2 separate regions of the Homo sapiens genome follow, and region 1 is linked to region 2. Evidence: chromatin contacts called from ENCODE Hi-C or POLR2A ChIA-PET data. All regions are on one chromosome and are shown on one strand. Each heading gives the region's core, a stretch centred on a gene start or an enhancer-like site at or near the end of the contact. The rest is flanking DNA. Distances are from core to core; before and after follow the strand shown. Region 1 has its middle 19 kb from the start of ARHGAP25. Region 2 has its middle 48 kb from the start of PROKR1.

Region 1 (3,838 bases), core at 673-3,172, 120 kb after region 2:
TCTAGCTTTTGCCCATTCAGTATGATATTGGCTGTGGATTTGTCATAAATAGCTCTTATTATTTTGAGATACATTCCATCAATACCTAGTTTATTGAGAGTTTTTAGCATGAAGGGCTGTTGAATTTTATTGAAGGCCTTTTCTGCATCTATTGAGATGATCATGTGGTTTTTGTCATTGGTTCTGTTTAAGTGATGGATCACATTTATTGATTTGTTGATGTTGAACCCAGGAATGAAGCCAACTTGATCATGGTGGATAAGTTTTTTGATGTGCTGCTGGATTCAGTTTGCTACTATTTTATTGAGGATTTTTGCATTGATGTTCATCAGGGATATTGGCCTGAAATTTTCTTTTTTTGTTGTGTCTCTGCCAGGTTTTGGTATCAGGATGATGCTAGCCTCATCAAATGAATTAGGGAGGAGTCCCTCTTTTTGTATTGTTTGAAATAGTTTCAGAAGGAATGGTACCAGCTCCTCTTTGTACCTCTGGTAGAGTTTGGCTGTGAATCCGTCTGGTCCTTGGCTTTTTTTTTGATAGGTAGGCTATTAATTACTGCCTCAATTTCAGAACTTATTGTTCTATTCAGGGATTTGACTTCTTCCTGGTTTAGTCTTGGGAGGGTGTATGTGTCCAGGAATTTATCCATTTCTTCTAGATTTTCTAGTTTATTTGCATAGAGGTGTTTATAGTATTCTCTGATGGTAGTTTGTATTTCTGTGGGATCAGTGGTGATATCCCCTTTTTCATTTTTTATTGCATCTATTTGATTTTTCTCTCTTTTCTTCTTTATTAGTCTGGTTAGTGGTCTATGTATTTTGTTAATCTTTTCAAAAAACCAGCTCCTGGATTCACTGATTTGTTGAAGGGTTTCTCCTGTATCTATCTCTTTCTTCTGCTCTGATCTTAGTTATTTCTTGTCTTCTGCTAGCTTTTGAATGCGTTTGCTCTTGCTTCTCTAGTTCTTTTAATTGTGATGTTTAGGGTGCCAATTTTAGATCTTTCCTGCTTTCTCCTTTGGGCATTTAGTGCTATACATTTCCCTCTAAACACTACTTTATCCGTGTCCCAGAGATTCTGGTATGTTGTGTCTTTGTTCTCTTTGGTTTCAAATACCTTATTTATTTCTGCCTTAATTTCGTTATTTACCCAGTAGTCATTCAGGAGCAGGCACAGCCTTCATCCTGATACACAGAAATGCCTGGTTGGAGAAGGGCAAAAAGTTGAAAATATTCCTTAGTAGAAAAAAAATGTGCACTAAAAAGTATTTTTTATTAAAATACGGAAGGAAAGAAAAATACAATGGGTTCAGATGGGCATATGACAATAATAAAATGTCTCACTTCCCTTCCTCCCCTTCTCTCCCAGCACTCCCCTGAGGTTGCCACTTTTGGACATTTCTGCTTTTAGCTCTTCTGGTGGTTAGAATCATGACTTCCCTGACTGAGAGGCATGACTAGCCCTGAGCATGAGGGTGGGGCTTGTGCGCTGGAAGGCTTAACTTGAACCTTGTGAGCAGGAAGTCAGGCTAGAACCACTCCTAAAGTGCCTGGGGAGGATGGGACTTTTCACTGTTGGTTGCTTCCTCAAATCCAGTGGTTCTCGAACTGGAATCCTCAGCACTGCCTGAAAAGTTGGTAGAAATGCAAATTCTTGGGCCCTACCCCAGACTTATGGAATCAGAACCTTTGGAGGTGGCGCCCAGCAACCCATGTGCTATTTTAACAAATTCTCCAGGCCATTCTGATGCCTGCTCAAGTTTGAGAAGCCCCGTTCTAAGACAGCCAATCAAACAACCAAACACCACCACCAACAACAACAAAGAGACAAAACTCATTTCTTCTTCCAGTGATTGGTTTGGGGTGGGCACGTGACCCTGCTCTGGCTAATGCAGTGCAATGGGAGGCTTGTTTAGGGGCTTCCGGGAGGCGGTCGTGCTCTTGAAAAAGATGCTTGGGAAGAGTAAGAGGCATTGCACCGGGTGCTTTCCCGTGTAGGTGAGAGGCATGGGGCTGCTACTGCCATCTTGTGGACACACTGAGTGGAGGAGGTGAACCGAGGGAAGAACCTGGATGCCTGAGGAATGAATGCCAGAGCCCCAAGAGTAACCATCTGGGAGCCATCCTACTGTGGACTTCTTGTATGATATGTATTATTTTTTAAAGTTAAGAACATGTTGAGTTTGGTTTAGCAGTGAGGCACCCGAACACAGTTCCATTCTGGAACTGTATCTCCTCCCAGACATAGATAAGTGGCTGCCAAGAACAGCTCTCTGGGTAGGCTGGGCCATAAAAGCCACTATTACATGAACAGGTGAGGGCGGTTGGGAGGAGAAATGAATCTACTTCACTCTTTATTCCATAGGTATTTTCAGTCGTTTTCACACCTGCCATTTCTGAGTCCGGGGCCCTTCTGGCGCCCTGCCCTCTTTCATCCTTCTCTGGGCCATGTTCTGAGCTGTTGTTCCCTCTGCTAATGTTACTTCCTGAGTGTAATTCCATCCACTGACAGGCTTCCAGAAGTTAATGAAAATCCTTGGCCTGCCCATCCTTTCCTGTGCCCGCCATTCTTCCTATCTTCCTTACTGCCATCTATTTGGGGAAAGCAGAGAGATAAAGGAGTGTTTGGCTTGCCAACTTGAATGGGAAGGCCCAGATTGTTTCATTGTTTGCTTTTACTGAGACTTGGTTATCATTCTCCCTTTTCAAAAGAAGAAAGAAAGATGAAATAGTGGAGGAGGAGAGCTGCCCAGCAAGATTCCCTCTGGGACATCCATGTAACCCTCTTGGAACATACGCTAATGCTATGGAAATGATTCTTAACTCTTCATTTTGTGGCTTCTTCCAAAATGCAGACCATTCAAGGTAGATGGGGACACTGTGGTGAGTCAACTTGATGGGGAGGGGCTCTCAGAGCTCCTGAGTTTGCCCTAGATTATATCTATCCTTCCCTGAAGCTTGGGTGGACATCTTTCTCTCTAAGAAGATGAAGAACATGGGTCCCTTTGCCTTCATAAGTTTGTGAAACTGAAATTTCAGTTGTCCAGCACAAGCAGATTGAGAATGTATATACATCGTTTTATTCAAACCTTCAACCACATGATGTTATCTTGAGGTAGCACTTACACTGGTGAGAAACCACCGTGGGATCTTAGGGTCATCTCAGATAGGCGTCCTTATTCTACTGTATAAGTTTTCTGAACCAAACTTCCTTCATTGTGACATGGTTTTGCCACAGCTGGTCGTTCTCTTTACTCTTTGATCCTGGTTGAACGATTCATGTAGATTCTATCTCTCTTTAAATGTCAGAATGTGACATTCAATATTTTTCGCAGTATTTGTTTTATGTGTATTCCTTAATGTTTCTGTTTTAGTTAAATACAGTCACACATCATTTAACAATGAAGATATGTTCTGAGAAATAGGTTGTTAGGTGATTTCAGGTGATTTCATTGTGCAAATGTCATAGAATATACTTACACAAAACTAGGTGGTACACACCTAGGCCATATGGTACGGGCTATTGCTCCTAGACTACAAATCTGTATAGCGTGTTACTGTACTGTAGGCAATTGTAACACAGTGGTAAGTATTTGTGCATCTAAACATATCTAAACATAGAAAAGGTACAGTAAAATACAATATTATTATCTTATGAAACCACTACTGTATATGGGATCTGTCATCAACAGAAATGTCTTTATGTGGCACATGACTGAATACATCAAACCTTAGGTTCATTGCTGTGTGAATCAGGGACCTCTATGTTAAAAGGCACAGTATGGGAGAAGCATTGTGATCTGGCCCAGGGTCAGGATGTTGAGGCTTTTACTGGCTCT
Region 2 (3,996 bases), core at 135-2,634:
CCATGTGTAAACATGGATTTTTCATCAAAAAATTCATCAGTAGCTAGTCCTTAACTCAATCTTAAGGAAACTTTGATGTATAAAAATCATAGAATATTTAAATTTTATAACATGCTTTAAATTCTATTTTGGAAAAACCAGAGAAAACAGACAAGCAGAAAGAACAATATAAAAATCACTCATAACCACTCATAGCCACCACCACCTTCAGACCATTATTAGTAACTTCCTTTTTGAGTATCCTATTCCTGTTTCGCAACTGGTAAATTAAAGATTCAAGAGTTTATGTGAATTCACCAAAGTTACAGAGGAAAAATTAGTTGCAGTGGTTGTTCTAGAGGCAATGGCAGATGTTTGAGGCCTCTTCCTCATTCACTCTGTATCAATCCAAGTACTCCCTTCCTTCCCATCTACCAATCTTGGTTTCTACCCACACACCCCTATAATTTTTGAAGCCACTGCTAGTTGGTAGTGGCGGATTCAGGGGATAGAACCAGTTCTTCTGTCTGGACCAGTCACTCTCATGCCTAAACTTATAAGCAAAATGAATTGCCATTGGTATCTCATGTTTCGATCTTGCTTCAGGGCACTACTTTAGAATATGGACAGTTAATGCAAATTAATACAGTTATCAGCCCTACTGAAATCCATCGAATCTTAGTAAACTAAGGTCTTGTTTGCTAGATTTGCTATTTAAAAAAGAAAAAAGATACAGTAAGGGAATAAAATAGATGCCAACTTGGCATTATTCTTTCAGTGATAAATAAAATATTCTGACAGAGGAGTTCCTGATTAAAGATGCAAGGACCCTGTCATGCTAACTGCAGCTGATTTCCTGCCTTGAAATGTCTTCCTGCTTGTGTCACTGCCAGTGACTGACAGCTGGCTTAATAATTAAATTCAAGCAATGTTTGCTTTTCTTGACCTTTACTGGGAAACAAATTTTCAAGCTCTGGACATGAGTAGAGTGTTTTAATTTGGGGAGAATAATGTGTTTGCATCATTTCCAGCAACCTGTGTCTGTGATTACCTGTGTTATTTTACATTCCACTTCACAGCGGACTTCTAGAGGGTGGCTGGTAGTTGAAGTCACTCGGTAATTAATATCCAGCTTTGGCTCCCTGCACATGTTTCACCCAAAAGAGGGCATTTTTGTTTCTGGTAGACTTAATAAGGGCTCTGGCAGCCCACTGTTCTCAAGTGTATCCAAAGCCAATTTATTTTGAACATCTAGGTTTTTCATAGTCTGTTAAGGTCTTTAGTCATTCTTGCTTATAAGAACAAATCGTTTTCTCCAGTTGTAACCTTGATTTACTTGCCTTTCTTTACTTACATGCTTTTTGTTTTGTTTTCTTTTTGTTTTTGTATATGCTCTCCATCGCCCTCTACCGGGGCAGACAGGGTGGTGTAGCAGCAAAGAGCTCCCAGACCTGGGTGAGCTTCAGATTTTTATCTGGAAAATGGGGATAACACACCCATCTTGTAGAAGTGTTGAAAGGATGAGGAGAAAATATGTATGTAATGTGTCCATCAAGTGCTTAGCACATGGTGTGGTGGCACTAGATACATGTAACTGCAGCTGTTATTTTCTTTTTCTCTTTTTTTCCAAGTTATCAGCATTTATTTATTTTTATTTATCAACTTCTATTTTCAGTTCCAGGGTACATGTGCGGGATATGCAGGTTTGTTACATAGGTAAACGTGTGCCATGGTGGTTTGCTGCACAGATCAACCCATCACCTAGGTATTAAGCCCAGCACCCATTAGCTGTTCTTCCTGATGCTCTCCCTCTTGACAGGCCTCAGCCTGTGTCGTTCCCCACCCACCCCATGTGTCCATGTGTTCTCATCATTCAGCTCCTACTTATAAGTGAGAACATGTGGTGTTTGGTTTCTGTTCCTGCATTAGTTTGCTGAGGATAACAGCTTCCAGCTCCATCCATGTCCCTGCAAAGAACATGATCTCATTCTTTTTTATGGCTGCATAGTATTCCGTGGTGTATATATACCACATTTTCTTTATCCAGTCTATTATTGATGGGCATTTGGGTTGATTCCATGTCTTTGCTACTGTGAGTAATGCAGCTGTTATTTTCTTGTGTATCCAAAGTCCTCTTTGTGACCTTTCTTTCCCTTACTTTGTGGGCTCTGCAGGTTGCCCTCTTCTTTGAAATCCCAGCACCCTTTTCTCAAATCTTTCAAAGAGAATCAATTGCTTGGGAGAAAATTTCCCTTCCTTATCAGGATCAGTTTGGCTATTGCAGAACATGCTGGGGTTCTTTCTTTGTCTGGTTGGTACCTAGCTTGGATTTTCTCCAGTCCTCCCATGTTAGTGGAGGGTGTAGCCTTCAAGAATACAGCTGCCTATGGGAGGCAGCCTCATCTTTAAATGAAATTTCTGAGTCTAAGGACAAGTAAGGATGAGCCTATGTTTAGCCTATGTTTAGGGATGTCCAGATATGTTATGTACAGTGAGGGTGACTATAATTCAACACCACATTGGAACACTTCTGAAAATGAAAGAGAACACTAAAATCTTTTAAAATGCTTTTAAAATACTTATTTATTAAACAACAAATTTTTTTTTGTTGTATTAGCAGACCTGCAAAATAGTTTTATTCAAATCATTTTTCAAAAATGAAATCCTTTTAAAAATATAAATACATCTGTGTCTATAATTAGCCCAAATTTAAAATTTCATTATGTTTTTAAATTTAAAAAAATAATACAAGCAGAATATTTATTCTTCATACATATTCTTGTACTTGAATCAGTTTCTTAACCATATTTGTCTCTAATTCTGTGACAGTAGTATTTTACTAAAGAATGTATTTTTTAAAATATGATCTAATTTTTAATTTTTTCATAAAATTATCTGAAGTCTTGTTCACAGTTGTCATTTATGGTTAATGAATTTGAAATTGTTTATGCCTTCATTTGTTTCTTCTCTGCAGAACATAATATCGTTAATGGAGAAAATACTCTCAGTATAGATATTGAAGTACCCAGTAAGCTTAAAGAAAATTATTCTAAATGGAGGCTATTCCCAAATCTATTTTGTTTTATATTGAAATGAAACAATATGTCAACCCCAACATTTTCAGAGGTACTGTCTTTTACCTGTATTCAGAATATTTTTTCTTAAGAAATGTTTTTACATAACAGACACATCAAATATAAGTTGTCTGTATAAGCTTTTGGAGTCTTTTAGCAGAGTTTCAGATGTTATAAAAATCATAGCCCTATTCGGCTCAAAATAAAGGGATGGAGGAAGATCTACCAAGCGAATGGAAAACAAAAAAAGGCAGGGGTTGCAATCCTAGTCTCTAATAAAACAGACTTTAAACCAACAAAGATCAAAAGAGACAAAGAAGGCCATTACATAATGGTAAAGGGATCAATTCAACAAGAAGAGCTAACTATCCTAAATATATATGCACCCAATACAGGAGCACCCAGATTCATAAAGCAAGTCCTTAGAGACCTACAAAGAGACTTAGACTCCCACACAATAATAATGGGAGACTTTAACATCCCACTGTCAACATTAGACAGATCAACGAGACAGAAAGTTAACAAGGATATCTAGGAATTAAACTCAGCTCTGCACCAAGCGGACCTAATAGACATCTACAGAACTCTCCACCCCAAATCAACAGAACATACATTCTTCTCAAGACCACACCTCACTTATTCCAAAATTGACCACATAGTTGGAAGTAAAGCACTCCTCAGCAAATGTAAAAGAACAGAAATTGTAAAAAACTGTCTCTCTGACCACAGTGCAATCAAACTAGAACTCAGGATTAAAAAACTCACTCAAAACCGCTCAACTACATGGAAACTGAACAACCTGCTCCTGAATGACTACTGGGTACATAATGAAATGAAGGCAGAAATAAAGATGTTCTTTGAAACCAACGAGAACAAAGACACAACATGCCAGAATCTCTGGGACACATTTAAAGCAGTGCTTAGAGGGAAATTTATAGCACTA

Evidence for each region. Hi-C counts contacts between places; a loop is a spot of excess contacts on that map. ChIA-PET counts read pairs that join two places held with the same protein, here RNA polymerase II (POLR2A). Pooled maps may share reads with other maps.
Region 1: a loop to region 2 is called in a map of K562, with 2.2 times the contacts of the local background. The contact joins two enhancer-like sites. A Hi-C loop is called at or near these places in 1 of 168 maps with a recorded cell type or tissue (K562), 9 of 37 single-sample maps with no recorded cell type and 9 of 50 pooled maps. POLR2A ChIA-PET finds 5 or more read pairs at or near these places in 1 of 52 experiments (OCI-LY7).

The regions. Positions count from the first base shown.
Region 1 is chr2:68,713,594-68,717,431 of GRCh38, forward strand. It overlaps a transcript of ARHGAP25 not described here. Among named protein-coding and RNA genes, the nearest start is that of ARHGAP25, 19 kb to the right of the region's middle. RefSeq lists enhancers at 1,344-1,638, 1,907-1,986. Within about 2 kb of position 1,923, at least 14 of the 41 ENCODE cell types and tissues checked have a DNase peak (open chromatin) inside an H3K27ac peak, as active enhancers do.
Region 2 is chr2:68,593,992-68,597,987 of GRCh38, forward strand. No RefSeq gene overlaps it. Among named protein-coding and RNA genes, the nearest start is that of PROKR1, 48 kb to the right of the region's middle. Within about 2 kb of position 1,385, at least 6 of the 41 ENCODE cell types and tissues checked have a DNase peak (open chromatin) inside an H3K27ac peak, as active enhancers do.